Regions from separate parts of the Homo sapiens genome. Here region 1 is linked to region 2. A link is an interaction called in ENCODE POLR2A ChIA-PET data of the cell type or tissue named here. Cell type or tissue: PC-3. All regions are shown on one strand. Each heading gives the region's core, and the rest is flanking DNA. Links, peaks and the distances in the headings are about the cores only.

Evidence for each region. Peaks named below come from ENCODE experiments on the same cell type or tissue, not always from the same donor. Only the 100,000 strongest peaks of a DNase experiment are listed, where the experiment ranks them.
Region 1: POLR2A ChIA-PET joins it to region 2 with 13 read pairs; 2 of 35 experiments call an interaction of 5 or more read pairs at or near these places.

The regions. Positions count from the first base shown.
Region 1 is chr12:76,303,963-76,316,324 of GRCh38, forward strand. It overlaps LNCOG (lncRNA osteogenesis associated), which reads left to right. Exons shown (of 4, transcript NR_146531.1): 4 at 512-2,007. It also overlaps the pseudogene RN7SKP172. Among named protein-coding and RNA genes, the nearest start is that of BBS10, 38 kb to the right of the region's middle. In PC-3, for the core only: no CTCF peak of the experiment used is centred there; a DNase peak (open chromatin) is centred at 6,339.
Region 2 is chr12:76,186,375-76,198,736 of GRCh38, forward strand. No RefSeq gene overlaps it. Among named protein-coding and RNA genes, the nearest start is that of LNCOG, 67 kb to the right of the region's middle. In PC-3, for the core only: no CTCF peak of the experiment used is centred there; no DNase peak of the experiment used is centred there.

The sequences.
Region 1 (12,362 bases), core at 1,494-9,493, 120 kb after region 2:
TTTTCTGGGAAAGGGGTGGGCAATTCCTGGAACTGAGGGTTCCTCTCCCTTTTAGACCATAGGGTTAACTTCTTGACGTTGCCATGGCATTTGTAAACTGTCGTGGTGCTGGTGAGAATATCTTTCAGCATGCTAATGCCTTATAATTAGAGTATAGTAAGCAGTGAGGATGACCAGAAGTCACTTTCATCACCATCTTGGTTATGGTGGGTTTTAGCCAGCTTCTTTACCACATCCTGTTTTATCAGCAAGGTCTTTATGACTTGCACCTTGTGGCCAACCTCCTATCTCATCCCATAACTAAGAAAGCCTGACCTCCTGAGAATGCAGCCCAGTAGGTCTCAGCCTTATTTTACCCAGCCACTTTTCAAGATGGAGTCTGTTTGGTTTAAATGCCTCTGACGCTTGTCGTTCCCTGTGCTGGAATGTTCTTACTCAGATACCCACGCAGCTGCCTTCAAGTCTCTGTTTAAATCGTATTTCATGAGAAAAGCCTTTCACTTCCTTTTAGACAAAAAAGCGCCACTGCAGGGAGGAATGCCAGGGTCCCATAGAGGGAGACCGACAGTGAAGTGGAGCCTGCCATGAATTCACCAAAGGCCATTCTCCCTTTCTTCCAGAAGAACAGCATTTAGCTGGGCCTATGGCTACCTACCTAAAGACTGCACCTCTTAGTCACCCTTGTGGCCAGGTGTGGCCACGTGACAGTGGAATGTAAGTGGAAGTGATGTATGCACTTGGGTTCATTGGTTTAAAAAAAAATATGACCGCCCTCCATTTCCACTCTTTGTCTTATCTGTGAATGGGAACATGGCTGTGTCTGCAGCCCGACTTTGTGCAGCAAAGGACAAGGCCCTAGGGGAAGGTGGAGAAACAAGATGGAACAACTTGGACCCAACAACTTGGATCCCTATGTGGCCATGTGGAGTCATCTCACCCACCTGGGCCACTCACCCCGAAGACTGTTGTGTGAGGGTGAAATAAACTTCTGTATCACTAGCCCCTGCATTTCAGAAATTCTTTGTTATGGCAGTTTTGCCTTTATCCTAACACAGACAGCAAAGTATCTTCTGTGGCCCCATGACTAATTTCGTTGTTTAAACTCATTATAAAAACTATATAAATAAAATATTAAAAATCAAATAAAATAGCAAGATAACACTGTGTAACTATCCAGTTTTAGATGTTATTACCTTTTTGGCATATTTACCTCATCTATTTTCTCCAGGGGTTTTTAAAGAAGAGTCATGCTTGTTATTTTAAATTATCTGCAGTGCTCCTTGGTCTTATAAAACTATGGGTTATTTCAAACTTCGGTAAATGTCTGATACACATGAACTTCTTGCATTGTTGAGGAAATCAGAGAAAAATGATGCTGTTTTTCCCTTGTAAGTTGACAATGGATGGAGATGAAACCACCTTTGCAAAATTATGGCAATAAGAGAAATTGGACATGGCAGACTCCATCTTGCTTTTAGCCTCACAGGTTGGCTGTCTTGGCTCATTCCTGGGCATAAGCCAAGCTAACTTTGGCAGAAATTGAGTTTATAGTGTAAACGATAATAGCCTTTCCCCAAAACTAAACTACCCTTGTAAAATTAATGAAAGGCCACCAAGTTAGGAGGATGAGAAGGGCCTGAATGCCTGAATTCAGCCATTATTCTGGAAGTCACAAGATGTGCAACCTCCCCAGTTACTCCTGTAAATAACTTCAGTATTGTAGAACCTAAGATTGGCCTTTTGACAGCCTTTTGCATTTCTGACAACTAGATGGCCCCACGCAGACCCGTGACTCAACCAGTCCTATAGCCTTCATCCAAAAATGGACTCAGTGCATGAGGACTGTTTTCCACACCCTTATGATTGCATCCCAAACCAATCAGCAGCACCCATACCCTATCCCCTGCACACCAAACTATCTTTGAGAAACTCCTAACCTCTGATTCTTTGGTGAGATTGATTTAAGTAATAACTCTGTCTCCCACATGGCGTGGCTGGCGTCGTGTCAATTAAACTCTTTCTTTACTGCAATGCCATGGTCTCTATGAATTGATTTTGTTTTGCAGTGGGCAGGAAGAACCTGTTGGACAGTAACAGAGAGAAGAGAAGAACCATAAGAAGTGGAATGTGAGGTGGATTGAGAGTTTAGTGGGACCAGGAAATCTAAGCAGGAGTGACCCCAGCAACAGAGGCACCTTAGGGTTTGCAGAAATCATGGGAAAGGCACTGAACTTTCCACAGTATGTAGGATAAGGACTTGAGTCTTTTTTTTTTTTTTTTTTTGAGACATTGAGACAAGGTCTCTTTGTCACTCAGGCTGGAGTGCAGTGGCATAATCATGGTTCACTGCAGCCTCGACTTCCTGTGCTCAAGTGATCTTCCTGCTTCAGCCTCCCAAGTAGCTGGGACGACAGGCAGGTACTACTATTCCCGGCTGGGTTTTTTTGTTTTTTGTTTTTTTTTTGTTTTTGAGACGGAGTCTTGCTCTTTTGCCCAGGCTGCAGTACAGTGGCATGATCTTGGCTCACTTCAACCTCTGCCTCTTGGGTTCAAGCGATTCTCCTGCCTCAGCCCCCCAAGTAGCTGGGATTACATGCACCTGCCACCACGCCTGGCTAAATTTTTGTATTTTTAGTAGAGAAGGTGTTTTGCCATGTTGGCCAGGCTGGTCTCAAACTCCTGACCTCAAGTGATCCACCTGCCTTAGCCTCCCAAAGTGCTGGGATTACAAGGGTGAACCACCACACCCAGCCCATGCCCAGCTAATCAAAAACAAATTTTTTTTTGGTAGAGATGGAGTCTAACTATGTTGCCAAGGCTGGTCTCAAATTCTTGGGCTCAAATGATCCTCCTGCCTCAGTCTTCCAAAGTGCTGAGATTACAAGCATGAGCCACCACACCTGGCTGCCATTTTTATTTTAACATTAAATGTATACATATACTACCCAAGGCTGGAAGACATAGGGACACCAAGATGACAGTTAGTGTGTGCTTTGTATATGTAGGTATGCCTCAGAGATATTATGGGTTTGGGTCCAGACTACTGCAATAAAGCAGATATCACAATAACGTGAGTCACAAGAATATTTTTGTTTCCTTGTGCACATAAAATTGTGTTATTCTACACTGTAGTCTATTAAGTGTGCAATAGCATTATGTCTTAAGAAAGCAATGTATATACCTTAATTTAAAAAATGGTTTATTGCTGAAAAATTTTCATGATCATCTGAGCCTTCAATGACTTCCGTAATCTTTTTGTGGGTAGAGTCTTGCCTTGATGTTGATGGTTGCTGACTAATCAGGGTGGTGGTTGCCAAAGGATGGGGTAGGTGTGGCAATTCTTAAAATAAGGCAGCAATGAAGTTCTCTGCATCAATTGACTCTCCCTTTTATGAAAGATCTCTCCATAGAATGGAATGCTGTTTGATAGCATTTTATCCACCATAGAAGTTCTTTCAAAATTGGAGACAATCCTCTCAAACCTGCTACTGCTTTCTGCTTTATCAACTAAGTTGATGTTATCTTCTAAATCTTCTGTTGTCATTTCAACATTGTACATGGCATCGTCACCAGGACTAGATACCCTCTCCAGAAAGCACTTTCTTTGCTCATCCATAAGAAGCAACTCCTTGTCCATTCAGGTTTTACCTTGAGATGGCAGCATTCAGTCACATCTTCAGACTCTACTTTTGATTCTAATTTTATTGCTATTTCCACCTCATCTGCTGTGACTTTCTCCAGTGAAGTCTTGAACCTCTGCAAGTCATCCATGAGGGTTGGAACCAACTTATTCCAAACTCCTGCTCATGTTGGTATTTTGACCTCTTCCCATGAATCACAAATATTCTTAGTGGCAACCAGAATGGTAAATTCTTTCCAGAATGTTTTCAATATACATTGCCCAGATTCATCAGAGGAATCCTTACGTGTGGCAGTTATAGCCTTAAGAAACGTTTTTCTTAAGAATAAGTCTTTAAAGTTGAAACTACTCCTTGATCCATGTGCTACAGAATGGATATTATGTTAGCAAGCATGAAACAACATTAATCTCTTAGTACATCTCCATCAGAACTCTTGGGTGATCAGAGGCATTGTTAATGAGCAGAAATATTTTGAAAGAAACCTTTTTTTCTGAGCAATAGGTCTTAAAGGGTGGGCTTGACCAGGCATGGTGGCTCATACTTGTAACCCAATTATTTCAGGAGGCTGAGGCGAGAGGATCACTTGAGCTCGGGAGTTCAAGATCAGCCTGGACAACATAGGGAGACCCCATCTCTACAAAAAACTAAAAAGTAATAAAAATTTTTTAAATTAAAAAAAGAGTGGGCTTAAAATATTCAGTAAAAGATGCTATAAACAGATGTGCTGTCACGCAGGCTCTGTTGTTTCATTTAGAGCACACAGGTAGAGTAGATTTAGCATCATTCTGAAGGACCCTAGGATTTTTTGAATGTTCAATGAGCATTGGCTTCAACTTCAAATCCCCAGCAGCATTATCCCCTAACAAGAGAGCCCATCCTTTAAAACCTGGAAACCAGGCATTAACTTCTCTCCAGCTATGGAAGTTCTAGGTGGCATGTTCTTCCAATAGAAGGCTGTTTCATCAGCATTGAAAACCTGTTGTTTAAAGCAGCCACCTTCATCAATGATCTTAGCTAGATCTTTTGGATAACTTGCTGCAGCTTCTGCTTTTGGAGAAAGTGCTTCACCTTGCACTTTGATGTTATAGAGATGGCTTCTTTCCTTAAACCTCATGAACCAACCTTTGCTGGCTTCAAACCTTTCTTCTGCAGCTTCCTCACCTCTCCCAGCCTTCATGGAATGGAAGAGAGTTAGGGCCTTGCTCTGAATTAGGCTTTGGCTTAAGGGAGTGTTGTGGCAGGTTTGAAATTTTATCCTACCACTAAAACTTTCTCCATATCAGCAAGAAGGCTGTTTTGCTTTCTTATCATTTGTGTGTTCACTGGAGTAGCACTTTTAATTTCCTTCCAGAACTTTTTCTTTGCATTCACAACTTCACCGACCCGTGCAAGAGGCCTAGCTTTTGGCCTATCTCAGCTTTAGACATGCCTTCCTCACTAAGCTTAATCATTTCCACCTTTTGTTTAAAGTGAAAGACAAGTAACTATTCCTTTCAGTTGAAAACTTGGAGGCCTTTGTAGGGTCATTAATTGACCTAACTTCAACACTGCTGTGTCTCAGAATAGGAGACCCAAGATCAGGGAGAGAGACAGGGAAACAGCCAGTCGGCAGAACAGTCAGAACACATATGACATTTATAAATTAAGTTCACTATCTTCTACGGGCATGGATCATGGCACCCCAAAACAATTACAATAGTTACATCAAAAATCATTGATCAAAGTCTGGACATAGTGGCTCATACCTGTAATCCCAGCACTTTGGGAGGCTGAGGCAAGAGGATTACCTAAGCCCAGGAGTTCAAGATCAGCCTGGGCAATAAGGTGAGACCCCATCTCTACAAAAACAGCTAAAAAATTAGCCGGGCATGTTGATGTGCACCTGTGGTCCTAGCTATTCGGGAGGCTGAGGGGAGGCTCTCCTGAGCCCAGGAAGTCAAGGCTGCAATGAGCTGTGTTCATGTCACTACACTCCAGCCTGGATGACAGAGTAAGACCTTGTCTCAAAAATAAATAAATAAATAAATACATAAATAAATAACTGATCACAGATCTCCATGTATATATAATAATAATGAAAAAGTTAAAAATACTGTGCGAATCACCAAAATGTGACACAGAGACACGAAGTGAGCACGTGCTGTTGAAAATGGAACTGGTAGGCTTGCTTAACACAGAGCTACCACAAACTTTCCTTGTTTTTGTTTTTTGTTTTTTGTTTTTTTGAGATGGAGTTTTGCTCTTGTTGCCCAGGCTGGAGTGCAATTGCACAATCTCAGCTCACCACAACCTCCACCTCCCGGGTTCAATCAGTTCTCCTACCTCACCCTCCTGAGTAGCTGAGATTACAGGTATGCACCACCAAGCCCAGCTAATTTTGTATTTTTAGTAGAGACGGAGTTTCTCCATGCTAGGCAGGCTGGTCTTGAACTCCCGACCTCAGGTGATCCACCCGCCTTGGCCTCCCAAACTGCTGGGATTACAGGCGTGAGCCACCGTGCCCAGCCAAACCTTCCATGTTTTAAAAATGCAGTATCTGAGAAGTGCAATAAAGTGAAAAACAGTAAAACAAGGTATGCCTGTGTGTGAATGAAGAAATGGATAAAAGAATGAACCTAGACTGTACTACCAGGTACAATACCAACTCTGGTATTTAAACCATAGGGGAGCATCCCAAACCATGCCAGATAAATGAGTCATGCTCTATCAACAACAGTAAGAGTCTTTAGACTTGCTCCAGAATTGTAAGTCTACAGTGGCACTCCCTCACTTGGGCCTGTGCTGATCCTTCCTTTGGCTTTGTCTTTGCAGTTACTGACTCTCAGGCTCTGTGTCCACCTCTTTCACAGCTATGAATGGGGAAACTATCCAAGGCTGATTCTCCACTTGCTTGTGAGGTGTTCAATTTGCTTTATTTGACCATTTTTTTCTCCTAGTAAGAAGCAAGAAAATCCACCATAAGCTCTGAGGAACAATCACACCAGACTGAGCATTTTTATTTCTTGAGCCTTTGCCTAAGAAAGAGTGTGGATCATACTTTCTAATACAGTCAGGATGGAATATCAAAATGTGAGTATATCATGTCCAAGCAGCAGGTGGGGGCCCCATAAGAGAGGTGCTGGTTTAAAAGTCTTTCCCTCATGATTTTCAGATTTTCCTAATTGGGGCTACAAGTTCATATTCAGATGTTGTGTTTCTTCTGATTTTGGAATCTGTAAACCTTCCCCCTCTCCCTACGGAAGCCCTAGTTTTTGCAACAGCTCTCCATCTGCACATGCATCTCATTGTGGGGTGCAAAGGGCTGGTGGCGAGATTTTCCAGTGTGCCTGGCTAACCTGTCATAACTAAAATTTATGGAGCAAAATAGAAATGTAGGTGGTTGCTGTGTTGTCACAATGACCGTGAATTGAGTTTGGGGACTGTATGAAAATAGAGGAATATTCTTGGTTTGATGGAAATGTATAGTGTATTTTCCGGCAATTTCTCAAATTCAGTTATTCAAATCTCACATCTATTTAAGCCGGTCTATGGATCCTGTGTAGGGGATCAAATTACACAGATTGAATTCTTGACAAAATTTCTGGAAACAGGACCCTTTCAGGTTTATCAAATTCTACGTGGGTCTGTGTCTTTCATTGTCCTTGACTATTTTGCAAATCTGTAGAAATTGAAGTTAAGTGGTGGAAGGTTGGTGGTGATGTACATGATTCCTGTTCTTAGAAATAAGAATGACTTTTGTCCAATGAAGGTGTATTGATTTCCACTCTATGGAAGAGGCTAGTTTTGCATCTATAGGCAAAATTAATTCAATATTTCTGATTGCCTATATATGTGTTTTGTCCTTGAATTCTCCTTTCAACCAATTTTTACTTCTTACTGGTTTCCTTATTAAATAATAAGTGAAATAGACTGGGCGCGGTGGCTCACGCCTGTAATCCCAGCACTTTGGGAGGCCGAGGCAGGCAGATCACGAGGTCAGGAGATCGAGACCATCCTGGCTAACATGGTGAAACCCCGTCTCTACTAAAAATAGAAAAAATTAGCTGGGCGTGGTGGTGGGCACCTGTAGTCCCAGCTACTTGGGAGGCTGAGGCAAGAGAATGGCGTGAACCCGGGAGGGAGAACTTGCTGTGAGCCGAGATTGTGCCACTGCACTCCAGCCTGGGCGACAGAACGAGACTCCGTCTCAAAAAAAATAAATAAGTAAAAATAAATAAATAATAAGTGAAACAAGATTTTTGGCATTGTGTAATTGCATGGGTTTTTTAAAAATTACTCTTCAACATCCTGATTCTCCAGCAACTTATTCATTCCCAGAAGTGAGGGTGGCATTGAATGAGAGAAGAATCCTGTGTTTCTGACTCATCATTTACCCAGAAGAGAGTGAGCTGACAGAGCTATGTGAAAGGACAAGATAATGTTTACCCTTATTCCTGGACACCGAGGCTCTAAATTCGAATTTCTTTCAGTATACAGTTATAACATTACGTTTGCACAGCCACATGTGAAGATGTTGTGGTGCTCCTTTTTTTAATCTTACATTTTTAACTAATTTACTTACATAACCAAAAATGAGAAGAACAGGGAAGAATCCTGGTCTTAGAGAAGCAAGATGGAAAATTAAACGCGAGGGGATCTCTCTGTCTCTCCCTCTACCACTTATTTCTTAACCTGTTTGCACGTTAATTTCCTTCTCCCAGACTGGCTTCTCCACAAGCTGTAGACCTGCTGCTAGCATCTCAACATCTCTTAACTTATATCCTCTGTGGAAAAAACCAAGAACACCATTAGCATAAGCCTTTCAGTAATGCCGGCGTGAAAAGGAGCGTTCTAACTTGGGAAGGAGGGTGGAATTTTTTATAGGGCTTCAGCAGGCAGGGTCAGCTCAAGTTCACTTTGTTTTAAGAACAAAGATGGTTCCTAGAAAAGGAAGGAATTTTCTTTAGCAATTAGCGGTCACTGTTTGGACAACTTGGATTTTACCAAGAGGAGTGGGAGGAACAGTCCGGTCATGTGTGAGCGGCGGGGGTGGGGAGGAACAGCTACAGTGGACAAGGACATGGAGGCCTACAGTGGAAAATTTTCATTTCTTCAGAGTCTCTTACATCTTACAGTCTCAGGACCTTTGAGAGCCTTCTCCCCACTTCAGTCAATCTGACTTGCTTATCCCTGGACCACTCACTGTGGTCAAGGAGGCAGAGTCAAAGAAGAGACTGTTTCTGGTCAGACCTGAAAGCTAGAACAGGGGGAGGAGCCACTCTTTAAAAAGAGGGAGCAGCGGGCTGGGCGCGGTGGCTCACGCCTGTAATCCCAGCACTTTGGGAGGCCGAGGCGGGAGGATCACAAGGTCAGGAGATCGAGACCATTCTGGCTAACACGGTGAAACCCCGTCTCTACTAAAAATACAAAAAATTCTCCGGGCGTGGTGGCAGGCCCTGTAGTCCCAGCTACTCCGGAGGCTGAGGCAGGAGAATGGTGTGAACCCGGGAGGCGGAGCTTGCAGTGAGCCGAGATCGCGCCACTGCACTCCAGCCTGGGCGACAGAGTGAGACTCAGTCTCAAAAAAAAAAAAAAAGGGAGCAGCCCAGACTTGGCTGATGAGGGCATCGCAGTAACAGGGCAGCCCTCGCCTTCCTCCCCATTTGTGTCTACGAAACCCTTCTTTTCCTCCTTCCAGGTGAAAGGCTCAGTGCTGCCTGTCGGGAGCACTGCTTCGAGGAGACCGATCCAGAGAACTTTCAGCCTAGGGAGTACGGCGCGCAAACCCAGCTGAGGTGAAAGTCTCATTGGGGAGCAGCTCCCAGCACAAACTGCTGAAAGGCTGGCCGCAGCCCTGCTGCCCAGATTTCTTCTTCAGCACTCTCTAACTCCCTAGAGCTTTTAAAATGTCCCCTGTGGTCACTCTGTATACCAGGGAAGACAAACGGGTTTGGCTTCATGCCTGCATTGGCAGTGCTGGGTGCCTCTTCATCCTTCTCTCTCTCCTCTTTTTGGCAGAAAAACCCTTTTCAAATATCCAAGCCCCTTCTTCTCTATAAAAAATAAGACAGATGTGAGCTATGAACATCGTTACTGGTGAAAAAATTAAGATTTAGGAAAGGAAATATCTGTCCTCATCATTTTGCCAGAAGAGCAGAGTAGTTACAGTCATGGACTTTAACTCAAAATCCACAGAATTTGAGTCCTGGCTTCCCACTTACTGATTCCGTGACCTTGGGCAAATACTTAACCTCAGTAAGCCCCAGCTTCTTATTTAGGAAATGGGGAATAACATGTACCTCAAAATTTAGGGGAATAATGCATGTAAAGAATATGCCATTGTGTCTGACATATATTAAAATCCAAAATTACAGTAATTTTTGTGATTATAAAAATGATGGTGATAACATGAAAGTAACTAATTAAATAAAATTATGTATATTAAAAATATAAAAATATGATTTTACCACCATCACCACTCCCAATATTAGCATTTTTAAAATAGAATTTTACAATTAAGACCTCAGATGATCTCACGTGGTGGTCAAGCTGTCACTTCTCTAAAGTGGCCTCAATTGCTCCAGGGCCAGAAAGTAGGAAAATTGGAACACAGGAGCGCTGGGCATGACGTCTCATGCCTGTGATCCCAGCAATTTGGGAGGCTGAGGTGGGCAGATCACTTGAGGTCAGGAGTTCAAGACCAGCCTGGCTAACACGGTGAAACCCTGTCTCTACTAAAAATACAAAAATTAGCCAGGGCGTGGTGGCAGGTGCCTGTAATCCCAGCTACTTGGGAGGCTGAAGAAGGAGAATTGCTTGAACCTGGGAGGCAGAGGTTGCAGTGAGCTGAGATGGCACCACTGCACTCCAGCCTGGGCAACAGAGTGAGACTCTGTCAAAAAGAAAGATGAAAGAAAGAAGAAAGAAAAGAAAAGAAAGAAAGAAAGAAGAAGGAAAGAACAGAAAGAAAGAAAGAAAAAGAAAAGAAAGAAAGAAAAAGAAAGAAAGAAAAAAGAAAGAAAGAAAGAAAGAAAGAAAGAAAGAAAGAAAGAAAGAAAGAAAGAAAGAAAGAAAGGGAGGGAGGGAGGGAGGGAGGGAGGGAGGGAAGGAGGGAGGGAGGAAGGAAGGAAGGAAGAAAGAGAGAAAAAAAGAAACACAGGAAACCTCTGCCCTGAAGAATGGGGTACGTAGACCAGGGACCAGGTCCCCTCATTTCAGTGTTACCTCCAGGCTCTGTGTGTGTGTGTGTGTGTGTGTGTGTGTGTGTGTGTGTGTGTGTGTGAAGGCAGGGGTGGGGTGAGCATGTGTGCACGTGGGGATGTGTATGTGTGTGCATCCATGTGCATCTTTGTGCCTGGATCTGTGTATGTTCATGGGATGTGATGATTAAACAGTATGTGACATCAGAAATTATCAACATTGACACTGATTACAGATGCTGGAAAATTAGCAATGTAGAAAGGGGAAATGAAATTTGGCTTAGCTGTGAAAAAGTAATACTAATTACAGTCATTTACATGAGCCCCTCACCATTTATGCTTAATTACCATGCAGCACAATCATAATCATGTGTATCATTAAATACGTGCCCAGTTAACTTTCATGTACGTTGTCTTGATTAGAATGATGGGCTCTGCTCTACTTAGACGTTCTGCTCAGACTTTATAGTACGTGGAGTGTGCAGCTTGGACACTCATTCACGGAGACATTGCTTAAAGTCCCTGCTACTTCAGGGGCTATCAAGAGGGACCTGACTCCCCAGATTCCAGAACTGCTTGCCAGGCTGTATTGACAGGTACTGTAGTTTGAGAAAGCCCTCTCAACCGCATCCCAATGCAGGGAAGAAGAAAGTATTGGACTCTCTCCCTTTTCTTCCTCTCCCATCCCCACAGGATATCAGAGGGCCCAGGGAGCTCACCTCCCACAGCTAAGGGGACATACATAGCTAAAAGGACAGGACACATCTGTACACAATCACTGTCCCCTCCCCCAACCCCCCACACACATCATAAGATAGTATCAGAGAGATACAGAGAGAAATAGAAAGACATGCAAGCCAAGAGACATGGAGAGAGCAAAAAAGAGATGTAAGAGGCACCAAGAGAGGCAGACAGAAGCAGAGACAAGTAGAGAGGCACGCGGACAGAGAGAGAGATATAAAAAGTGGGAGATATGAGAGTGATCTGGCTGTGACATCTGTCACCCCATTGACTGCCAGGGTTGAATTGGCTGATCTGGCAGTCTGGGTGGGTGTCCCCTTCCTCCCTCATGGCTCCATGTGTGTCTCTCCTGAAGCTGTGCGCTCCCTGGAAGAGGACGACCATCCCTGATAGACCGGTCTTCCGTCAAGGCCAAGAGTAACTGCGCTCCCCTGCTAGAACCTCCAAACAAGCTCCCCAAAAGTGGGATAGAGACACAGCCACAGAGGGAGCCAGTTTAGACGCCTTGACAGGCCTGGTTGTTTTTCTCTGATGCTCCATTAGATAAAATAATTCCCACAAGCCAACCCAGTGAATTGTAGGGTCCCTCCTTATCCTGAATACTGAGGAAAAAGAAAGAGGGGGATGAAAAGACAAGGGGAGGAAGGAGAAGATAAGGAGCTAGAATAACAGAAAGACAGAGACAGAGACAAAGAGAGGTCAGGAACAGAGAAGAGCGTCTTAGGCAGGTGAGTGGATCTGCAGGACCCTTGGTCAGGACCCACCTAGTTAAAGGTTGTGGAAACAGAAAAGAAATGTGGTG
Region 2 (12,362 bases), core at 2,624-10,623:
TCCCAGGATGTTTGAGGTATTGGTATAAAAGCTGGAGCCCCTCAAGGCCACTATTTTGAAATAAACAGTACTAATTTGCATGTGTGTCAGAAGGAAAAGAATTAATGTGTGGAGGTTCCCTGTCATTCCCTTTCTTCTTGTGCCAAAGAGAATTCTGAGTTGTTCTATTTGGCTTTCTGCCCCATCCCCAAGGTAGATCTTAGATCTTTTTGATGGAGAACAGGGAGATAAGGGGAAAGAGAAGAGAAACACTACCTCAGAGAAGAGTTTTCCTAGAAATTGATAAGATGTGAAGCAGTAGCTGCTGCAATGAGGGAGGAAGTACAGGAGAGGGGAGGAGGATGACGATGGGCAATGTTCATATCTCCCTTTGTGGTCTTGGTATCTCCTTCAAAGTATTCAGGAAATGCAAGTAAAGAATGTAAATTATTAAAAAATTTCTTTGACTGTGACACTGCCCTGAGGCTGAGCAGAGAGATGGCTCCATAAATTGAATAGATCTTTGCTAAACCAACTAAATAACCCTGATTTCTACTCTGGTTGATGAAATCCAGTCTTGTTCCATTATCATTACACCTTGTATATAACATGGGTGACACAAGCCACAGCTCATCAGACCAAGGACAGACATTTACAGGTCTTTGGTTGATTCTTGTCCTTGAAGTCTTCAGGACATGGGGTGCTCCTTGCTATTTCTTACTTGCCACAAGTGGAAATGGTTTCTTAATAATTATTCCAGAAAATTCTCACAATCCCATAAAGGAAGAGTAATACTGATACAATTTCACTCATCTATCACCATTATGTATGCTAAAAAATAAAAGAAAGAAAGTTTTAAACCATGACTGTCACAAACCTCTTTTGTCATTAAAAAAGCACTGTTATGAAAATCAACATTGTATATCATGTTCTTCAGTCCAGTGCTTTGTCACTGAAAGGCAGTTGCCAGCCTGGGCAACACAGCAAGACCCCATCTCTGCAAAAAATATAAAAACTAGGCAGGCTTGGGAGGCTGAGGTTTGAGGATCACTTGAGCCCAGCAAATTGAGGCTCAGTTAGCTATGATTGTGCCTGTGATTGTGACTGGGCGACACACAAGCCTGGGCAACACAGCAAGACCCTGTCCCTGTCTCAAAAAAAGAAAAAAGAAAAGAAAGGCAGTTGCCAAAATATTTACCATAGTGTGGCAATAAAATAATCCAAGTGTTCTCTACCATGGGAGTGAGTTGGTAAGATATCTAATACTGGTAAAGTAGATTCCAGATTGTCCCTAACGAGTGTCCTCCCCCTCCTCACCTCTGTCTCCCCAGTTTTCAGGCAAGTCTGGAGGCCTAGTGGGGTCTAGTTTTATAAGTGACCAAGGAACTCCCAAGGTAGAAAGAACTCATCCTAAGGCACCAAAGAAGCAGACAAGTTGGATTTAAGGACAACAGCAAGTCAGAGGGGAGGGGTGATTCTGAGTCTCACACAGGATCTGTCATTTAGATTTTACTTTAGATTCCTATCTGAGCCCTAGAGTAAGAGAAGATTGAAAAAAAAAGTGAGTAATCCACTAAAAGAGCTTTTGAGCAGATGCAGCATCCTCATGCAGTTTCTGTTGTTTTGGGCACAGCAGGAGGCAGCACCTTTAGCTCACACAACAGGGTCCTTGACATCTGGCACCGCTGTAGGCTTTGTTGGAGACCAGGAGCACTGCTAATACCTTTGTCTTTTTGGTGGAGGCAGCAAAGAGAGGACACATCACACAGCAAGCCCCTGGAAAAGGAGGAGGAAATGGCCGGGCGCAGTGTTTCACACCTGTAATCCCAGCACTTTGGGAGGCCGAGGTAGGCAGATCACCTGAGGTCAGGAGTTCAAGACCAGCCTGGCCAACATGGCAAAACCCCATCTCTACTAAAAAATGCAAAAATTAGCTGGGCGTGGTGGCAGGCTCCTATAATCCCAGCTAGTCGGGAGGCTGAGGCAGGAAGAATTGCTGAACCTGGGAGGTGGAGGTTACAGTAAGCCAAGATCGCGCCACTGCGCTCCAGACAGAGCGAGACTCCATCTCAAAAAACAAACAAACAAACAAAAACCCTGGAGGAAATGATGGATGAGTTGAGAAGCAGAAGGAACAATTCCCCTCAGACAGACACTTCAAAAACCTTGGAATCACCCTGGACCCTCCTTCTCTTGCACCCCATACCCAACTCACCAGTACACCCTGATAGATTTCCTTTAAAACATACTCAGAATCTGACCACTTCTCAATACCCTGCTGTACTGGACCACCCTTGATAAAGGCACCATCATCTCATTGAACTGTTGTAGCAACCTCCTAACTGGTCTCCCTGCTCCCACCCTCACCCCACTCTAGTTTATTCTCGCACAGTAGTCAGAGTGATTCTATTGAAACAGAAGTCAGTCCAAGTCACTCATCTACTCAAAACACTCCAATGGATTTCCATCTCACTCTCAAGGAAAGGCAAATTCACGAATGACCTTCAAGTCACTACAGTGCTCTTCAAGGGCCTACAGAATATTCTTATCCCCTCTCCCCTGCCTACCCTTCTGAACTCTAACCTCTATCCTCTTACCTACTTTTCTCCAGCTACACTGACCTCCTTAATGTTCTTTAAACAGGCCATGTGTGTTACAGCCCAGGGCCTTTGCATTTACTGTTCCATTTTCTAGATCAATTTCCTATTAGATATCCACATGGCTTAGTTGCTCCATTATTTCCTTTCTGTATTTGCCTAAGAATCACCTTCTCTATGAGATTTTTACTGGCTGTCCTATTTAAAACTGCAAAGCCCCCAAAATTCACACTTCCTGTATCCCCCTTCCTGGCTTTATTTTTATCCATAGTATTCATCACCATGTAATCTTATATATAGCATATATATGTGTGTGTGTATGTGTGTGTGTGTATGTATATATATATAATTTTTTTTTATTTGAGACAGTCTCACTCTGTCGCCCAGGCTGGAGTGTAGTGGCGCCATCTCAGCTCACTGCAACCTCTGCCTCCTGGGTTCAAGAAATCCTCATGCCTCAGCTTCTCAACTAGCTGGGATTACAAGCGTGCACCAGCACGCCCAGCTAATGTTTGTATTTTTAGTAGAGATGGAGTTTTTGCCATGTTGGCCAGGCTGGTCTCAAACTGCTGACCTCAGGTGATCCACCCACCTTGGACTCCCAAAGTGCTTGGATTACAGGTGAGAGGCACTGTGCCCGGCTGCATTCTATATATTTTAGCTGTTTGCTTTGTTTTTTCCTTCTTCTCTCCCACTGAAATGAAAGCTGGCAAGAATTTTCTTTTCTGCTTATTGTTATAGCCCTTGTCCCAGAAAAGCCTATAATATGTAATTGAGTGAACAATAATAATAATGCACATTGGGTTCTTATTCTGTGCCAGGCACTCTGCTCACTTATACATTATTTTATTTAATCCTTACAACAACCTTACTAAATGGGTTGGACACATCAGTCCAACCTTTGCCTTGTCTTCCCGTGGTCTTCTTCCCCATGTCTCTCTGTGTCTTCTCTATTGCTAGACAGGGGTAATAGACAAGGTTCACACAGAACAATGCAACTTACTGTAGATATTTCAAGCAGAAATAAATTAACACAAGGGATTGCTAATTTGGCACCCACTGTGGCTGCCTGACCTCCTTCACGCTCTGGAGCTCCACTGACACATCCTCAAGGTAATGTCATTTCCCATTCTTGGAAGAAGAGCTCTGATTTCCCTGACTCTCCCTCTCCAGCTTGGTTTTAGTGACAATCAAGAACAATCCCTGTAAGGGAGCTGTCACTTCTACTCAGACATTTCTCCCAAAGAGTGACAACTTAACTTGGGTTCTTTCCCCTCTTGCTTGTGAATTCTAGGCACAATGGTACATATTTTAAGGGAGGGAGAAAGCAGAAATCCTAGCAGAAACTAAATGGGTTGTGGTAAGGATTAAATAAAATAATGTATAAATGAACAGAGTGCCTGGAGTGTCAGGAGTCCTCAAACCAAACCAATTTCAATGATTCACTAGAAGTACACGCAAGACTCAGGATATAGTCTTACTCAAGGCTAAGATTTATTACAGTAAAGAGTACAAAGTAAAATCAGCAAAGAGAAAAAGCACATGGGGTAAAGTCTGGAGGAAACCAGGTGCAAGCTTCAAAAGTCCTGAGTCAGGTAGGATGTGCTTAATTCCTCCAGCAACTTATTGTGACAACACGTGTGAAATGTTGTCTATCAGGGAAGCTCATTAGGGCCTCAGTGCACAGGGTTTTCACCAGGGGCTGGTCATGTGGGCACTCTCTGTCTAGCATGTACCAAAATGCTAGACATGTACCAAAAAACAGGTGTTCAGCATAAATCGCAGTTTTACAAACAGTCTAGGCACGATAAGCCTCTCTTATCATTTAGGGAATAGTAGGAACCCTCATCAAATCTAAGTTACCAGACACCAGGCAAGGGTCAACCCTGCCATCAGGCCTTTCTGAGAATAGTAGTCTTGGGCCTGCTATGTAAACTTCTCACAGTAGGTACGCTGTTATCCCCACTTTGTAGATGAAGACAAAGGAGGCTTAGAGTAGTCAACTAGTTACTTAGCTGGCAAATGGTGGCACTGAGATGTAAACACAGGTTTATCTGAATCCCAAGCCTGTGCAATAACCTGTGAATTATAATACACTGAAATTTTATTTAAAAAATTTGAGAGTTACTACATTTCAGTCAAATAAGTAGGTATATTCAGAGAAGTGAAGTGCTTTTTCTTTTCTCTTCTCTCTTTTTTTTTTTTTTTTTGTTGTTGTTGAGACAGAATCTCACTCTGTCACCCGGGCTGGAGTGCAGTGGCACAATCGCAGCTCACTGCAACCTCCACCTCTGGGATTCAAGCGATTTTCCTGCCTCAGCCTCCTGAGTAGCTGGGACTACAGGCGCACACCACCATGCCCAACTAATTTTTGTATTTTTAGTAGAGACAGGTTTTCACCATATTGGCCAGGCTGGTCTCGAACTCCTGACCTCATGTTCTGCCCGCCTCAGCCTCCCAAAGTGCTGGGATTACAGGAGTGAGCCAACGTCCCCGGCTTTTTTTCTTTAAATCATTGTTTGAACTTCTTTTTAACTTAAGCTTGGTAAGCCTAGGAAATGCAAATCATATTTAATGAATGCAGGAAACTTTGTCATGAATGAGGAAAGAATAAAGAAACCAGTGTGCTATGGGTATGAATCCTTAGAAAATATCTAAAAATTGGCCGGGTGCAGTGGCTTATGCCTGTAATCCCAGCACTTTGGGAGGCCAAGAAAGGTGGATCACCTGAGGTCAGGAGTTTGAGACCAGCCTGGCCAACATGGTGAAACCCCCGTCTCTACTAAAAATACAAAAAATTTAGCCAGGCGTGGTGGTGGGTGTCTGTAATCCCAGCTACTTGGGAGGCCGAGGCAGGAGAATCACTTGAACCTGGGAGGTGGAGTTTACAGTGAGCCGAGATCACACCATTGCACTCCAGCCTGGTGACAAGAGTGAGATTCCATCTCCAAAAAAAAAAGGAAGAAATATATAAAAATTACAAGAGATCAGGGAGACAGTATTTGTCCCAGATCCTGGAGGTAACAGACAAGGTTCACACAGAACAATGCAACCTACTATAGGTATTTCAAGCAGAAAGAAATCAACACAAGGGATTCCTAATTTGGCACCCACTGTGGCTGCCTGACCTCTCTCATGCTCTGGGGCTCCATTGGCACATCCTCAAGGTAATGTCATTTCCCATTCTTGGAAGAAGAGCTCTGATTTCCCCAACTCTCTCTCCCCAGCTTGGCTTTAGTGACAATCAAGAACAACCCCTACAAGGGAGCTGTCACTTCCACTCAGACATTTCTCCCAGAGAGTGACAACTTGGCTGTGGCTTCTTTCCCCCTCTTGCTTGTGAATTCTAGGCACAATGGTATATATTTTAAGGGAAGGGGAAAAGCAGAAATCCTAGCAGAAATATGAGCTATATTCTCTTCCCCCTGGGTTTCATCTGTTCAGCATTAGTCCAGAATCTGGTAATGAGAATGAAAGAAAGGACAAGATGACCCATGCAGAGTGCAGCAACACCTTCTTGTTCTCAAGTCACAGATGAAAAAAAAAAAAACTGTTCTGACAAGAGATTTGCGTAGACTTGAAAGGTCTTCACTAGATTCACTTCGTGCTGCTATCCCACAGCCCCACTGTATGATGCTTCTCTCATCTTAGTCACCAATGGAGCTTGCAGGAACCAATTTGCCTGGCCCTGAGCTTCTCTTCCTCTTTTTACCTCCAGCCTTTTGTTCGTTTTGCTACTTTTAGGTCCACAACAGCGTAAGTCCCCTAAATTTTCTACATGTCAAATATAAAACTGTAAATGACACAAAATTTAATAAGGAAAAAAGTGAAAAACAGAAGTATAACATTAAAATTTAGTGTTCTCTGCTGGGTGTGGTGGCTCATGCCTATAATCCCAGCACTTTGGGAGGCCGAGGAGGGTGGATCACCTGAGATCAGGAGTTTGAGATCAGCCTGGCCAACATGGTGAAACCCTGTCTCTAAAAAAATACAAAAATTAGCCAGGTGTGGTGGCGCACGCCTGTAATCCCAGCTACTCAGGAGGCCAAGGCAGGAGAATTACTTGAACCTGGGAGGTAGAGGTTGCAGTGAGCCAAGATCGTGCCATTGCACTCCAGCCTGGGTGAAAAGAGTGAAACTCTGTCTCAAAAAAAAAATACATACATACATAAAAATAAAATAAAATTTTGTGTTCTCTGTGGATTTAGTATACTCCTTAAAATATAAAAACTGTATATCAAAGTTAATGAAATATTTGTATAATCACTGTCTCCAAGGGCCATATTGAAGACTGAGCGGGTAACCTTCATCACAATCTCCAAGCCCCTCAAGCTGCCTCCTTTGTCCTCAAGATGGCTAATATATTTTTTTCTTGCTGCAATAAGTTGATTTGCTTCTCCCCAAAAGATATGTCTAAGTCCTAACCCCGATACCTATGAATGTACTCTTATCTGAAGAAAGCGTCCTCATAGATATATTAAGTTATAAATCTCAAGATGAGATCATCCTGGATTTAGAGTGGGCCCTTATAAGAGATAATTCAATGGCGGGTCCTTATAAGAGAGAGCAATGAAGAAGACACATAGAGACACAGGGAAGAAGACCACGTGAAGAAAAGGTGGAGGTTGGACTGGGGCATCTACAAACCAAGGAATTGCAAGCATCGCTGGCAGCCCCCAGAAGCTGGGAGAGAGGCATGGAATTGATTCTTCCTGAGAATCTCCAGAGAGAACCAATCCTGCTGACACCTTAAATTTGGACTCCTGGCTTCTTAGAGTTTGAGAGAATAAAGTTCTGGGTTTTTTTTTTTCTTTTCTTTTCTTTTTTTTTTTGAGACAGAGTCTCACTCTGTCACCGAAGCTGGAGTGCAAAGGTGTGATCTTGGCTCACTGCAACCTCCGCTTCCCGGGTTCAAGTGATTCCCCTGCCTCAGCCTCCCAAGTAGCTGGGATTACAGGTGCATGCCACTACGCTGGGCTAATTTTTTTTTGTATTTTTGTAGAGACAGGGTTTCACCGTGTTGCCCAGGCTAGTCTCAAACTCCTGAGCTCAGGCAATCCACCTGCCTCGGCCTCCTGAAGTGCTAGGATTACAGGCGTGAGCCACCATGCCCGGCCCAAGTTCTGTTGTTTTAAGCCATCTAGTTTGTGATAATTTGTTAAGGAAGCCCTAGTGTAGCAGTGGAAAGGAAACCTAGCATGACTGTCTCCATTTTGCTCCTAACCACTTCCACTTCCCCACCTGCAGTGATATCTTTTAGGTTAACTGCTTTTGCTTATCTCTGCACATAGACCAAGCTAACTATGGGAAGAATTTAGTTTCTTATTTAACTTGAAAGAAGTACAACAGTAGTCCCATTCCAAAATTAACCCCCAAGGAGATAAGAAGAGTATATACACAAGTCACAATGTCGTGTTAAAGATTTATAGGAGCATTGTAACCTGACCAAGGACAAAAAAGCTTCACAAACTCCCCTTGGACTTCCAGTGCTGCCCAGATGTCTGTGGTCATCAGTCACCTCTTGACCTCAAGCCTCTCCCTCTTTTCCCTTTCCCTAACATAAAAAGAGCTTAAAATTCTATTAACTTAAGATGGATCTTTAGGACTCTAGTCCACCATCTTCTTGGTTTGCTGGCTCTCCAAATGGTCACTTTCCTTGCCCCAACACCTGGTCTCTTGATTTGTTGGCTGTCATATAGTGAGTAGCACGAGCTTCGAACTTGGGTACACAGGAAACAAGTACACTTGGTCATCTTTGCTGTTTTTCTATTGTTAGAGCCCACTCTGTACACCAGTTATTACTGCTGCAGTTTCATTATAATAGGGGTTGGCATGCTTTTTTTGTAAAGGGCCAAATAGTGAATATTTAGGCTTTGTGTGCCATGTCTCTGTCACAATTTCCCAGCTCTGCAGTTGTAGTGCAAAAGTAGCCACTGACAATATATAAATGAGTGGGTGTGGCTGTTTCCCAATAAAACTTTATTTACAAAAGCAGGTGGTAGGCCATAGTTTACTGATCCCTTAAAGGAAAAACTCTTTCTTCTACAGTCTCAACACTTCTGACACCATATATGTGAGGGTTTCCCCCATGCCAACCAATTCTCCAACTCTCTTGACACCAACTAGGTGTCCTACAAGTAAATTATGACAGTACTACCTGGAGTTAATGCAAACCTCACAGGTTAAGAGCTCAGTCCCACAAAACTGCCCCCCACTTCAGATGCCAGTCACAAGTCCCAGGTTGTCACTCATACTTTTGACCAATTTGACCTGATCTATAGATCAGGAGTTCCCACACCTCCTTCTTCTGGTTTGATAATTTAGTATAATTTTTCACAGAACTCAGGGACACACTTACTTATGTTTACTAGTTTGTTATAGAGAATACAATAAAGGATACAGATGAACAGCCAGATGAATAGCACAAAGTGGGAGGTTCCAAAGGGTCCCAAGTACAGGAGTTCTATCCCTGCGGATCAAGGGTGTGCCACCCTCCTGGCACATGGATGTGTTCACCAACCTACAAACGCTCTGTATCCCATCTTTTAGGAATTTTTTTGATGGCTTTGTTACCAGAAAGAGACCTCCATTCAGACCCAAAGAGAGGGTTCTTGGACCTTGTACAAGAAAGAATTCAGGGTGAGTCTATAGAGTGAAGGGAAAGGAAGTTTATTAAGAAAGTAAAGGAATTAAAAAATCGCTACAAAAAAGAATAGGCAGAACAGTAGCATGGGCTGCTCAACTGATTATACTTGCAGTTATTTCTTGATTATATGCTAAACAAGCGGTGGATTATTAATGAGTTTTTGGGGAAAGGGGTGGACAATTCCTGGAGCTGAGGGTTCCTCCCATTTTTAAACTATATAGGGTAAAGTCCTGTTGTTGCCATGGCATCTGTAAACTGTCATGGCACTGGTAGGAGTGCCTTTTAGCATGCTAATACATTATAATTAGCATATAGTGAGCAGTGAGGACAATCAGAGGTCACCTTCGTCACCATCTTGGTTTTGGTGGGATTTGGCTGGTGTCTTTACCACAGGCTATTTTATCAGCAAGGTCTTTGTAACCTGTATCTTGACCTCCTATTTCATCCTGTGACTTAGAATGTCTAACCTCCTAGGAATGCAGCCCAGTAAGTCTCAGTCTCATTTTACCCACTCCCTATTCAAGATGGAGTCACTCTGGTTCAAATGCCTCTGACAGCTTCATCACATAGGCCCAATCAATTATTAACTCAGTGTCTAGCCCCTCTCTCCTTCCTGGAGGATGAGGGGTAGGACTGAAAATTCCAAGCTTCTAATAATGGCTTGGTTTTTCTGGTGGCCAGCCCTCATCTTGAAGCTATTCAGGAGCCAACCAAGAGTTGCTTCATTAGAACAACAGATATTACTATTACCTAAGATATGTAAATGGATTTAGGAACTCTATGTCAGGAACCAGGGGCAGAGACCAAATATTAGAACACAAAATGCTCCTAGCACTTCTATTACTTAGGAAATGCAAGGGTTTTAGGAGCTCTGGGCACTAAAACTATGTTACAGCCCTGAATTGTAATGTTTTAGCCTGAGATCTTGGTGGCTCATCTCTTAGCAGTCCTCCTAGAGTCCTCTGTATACCATTGTAACCATAATAGGTTCATTGCCTGATGCACATGGCAAGTCAATATACTGTGACACCAGCAGAGAAAGAGGTTTAATCTCAGGGCCACAGAACAAGGAGGTGAGAAAGAACCTCAAATTCATCTCCCAGAGGAGTTTGGGACTAGGGTTTTTAAGGGTTTTGGAGTGAGCCAAAATCATTATTTGGTCAACGAGTGCAGGGTGAAGTCATGGGACAGGGAGATGAAGAAGCTATATTCTCATGCTGATCCCATTCCTCTGTGGGGGTCTTCAAACTGGCTACTGGAATTCGGGGTCTGAAAAACATCTTAAGCAATCCTTAAATAAAAGCCTTATGATTCTAATGTCAGAGAGCCTGTCTATAGGAATAACAGGGATGAAATCAATTCTTAAACAGTCTTAAGACCCTAATGTCAGAAATCCTACCTATAGAAACAATGGGCATTCAAATGGTCAGTATCTAGTGGTATGGTGACTTTTAGTAACAAGGAAGTGGGCCAGAGTACAGCCTGACTAATGCTTAAGTATAACTATATTTCTGTCCAGAAACTGGTATGCAATTTTTATCAACCCTGTGGGGATGGTTTTACCATTTCTCCCTGAAGCATTAAGAAGTCTTCATGCAAAAGAATTTCTGATGGCTTGTTTTGATTTCCCAAATTCTCTGATATAGATTTGCTTTGAGTTCCTATTTTCACCACTGGTTATCTTAAAATAATCATCTGACCCACTTTATTTCCTATTTCTCAGTTTAAAAAAATTCCAGTCACGAAATATCCTTTTCTTTTTCTTCTTACATCCTACAGACCCATTTTCATAGTGGATTTGTGGAACTAATGATAGACGCATTTGTGACTGGCATTTGATTGCACTGAGCTGTCAGCTGCCGTGGAGTATGCTTCAAAGTGTGCGGGTGGCTTCAAACACTCGGGCAAGCAGCCTTGCAGCTCTACACTGCTGAGTGGAGGAAATGACAAGAAAAGAAAGAAGGAGCTGTTTATTTTATGTAACTTTTATTTTAAGATCAAGAACAATGGGAGTGGGGAGGGGAGAGAGACACAGAGAGAGATGGATTCTTCCAAAACAATAAATGATTATTCAGAGGTAGGGGGAAAAATGCACAATGTAGTAAAAAAGAAAACAAAATTTTGTACCAGTAAACAAAAATCAGTTATTTGGTCTGTATAGGGCAGTGGAGCTTTAAAACACAAGTGTCAATGTGAGAGAAGAAGATTTGTTTGAATTCAGAAAGAAGTATTTGGGGTTGAAATGGAAAGTGAGATAGAACCCTTCACCAAAAATCTGAGACAAATAGATAGGCTCTGATCTACACAGTTCATCCTCTCTTTGACTGTCTAGTTTAGTTCCTATATTAATTTCCTATGGCTGCTATAACAAATTACCACAAACTTGATGCTTTAAGACAATAGAAATTTATTCCTTTATTCTCTCATGGTTCTGGAGTCCAAAAGTCCAAAATAAATATCACTGGGCTGAAATCAAGGTGTCTACAGGGTTGTGCTCCCTTTGGAAGCTATAGGGGAGAATCTTTCCTTGGATCTTCCAGCTTTAGTGGCTGTTGGTGTTTTTTGACTTGGGGCCACATTACTCCAATTTCTGCCTCTAAGGTCACACTACATTCTCCTCTTCTGCCTTCCCCTCTTCTGATTATGTCAAATCTCCCTCTGCCTCCCTCTTGTAAGGGTATATGTGATGGAGAAACTGCCTTCATAAAATTAATAAAAAGCCACAAATTAAAATTATGGTAGGGCCCCGAATTTTGTTAAGATATTTTTCTTTCTCTCTGACATTTTCCTCCTTCATACATTATTGCTTGCACATAAACATTTCAATAAACAATAGTCACTAATAATTGATTATCTTCCTATCCTAGCCCCCAGCCAGGACGTCTGCAATATTAATGAACTTGTTTTTCACTTAAAGAACAATGATCCTTAGCTCATGCAGACCACCTCAATGACTTCCAAAAGCTGAATTGGCTGAGGGGTTGAGCAGCTTTGACCACTGGGTATCTCATCTCCTGAAAACCTTTCTGCTAAGGTATAGGGATAGTTAAATGATATCCCACCATTGTTTCCTAGCTTGATTTTCTATAGTAACTGGCAGTCACAAACGCTATTGTGAAACCTAAGACTGGTCTTCAAGA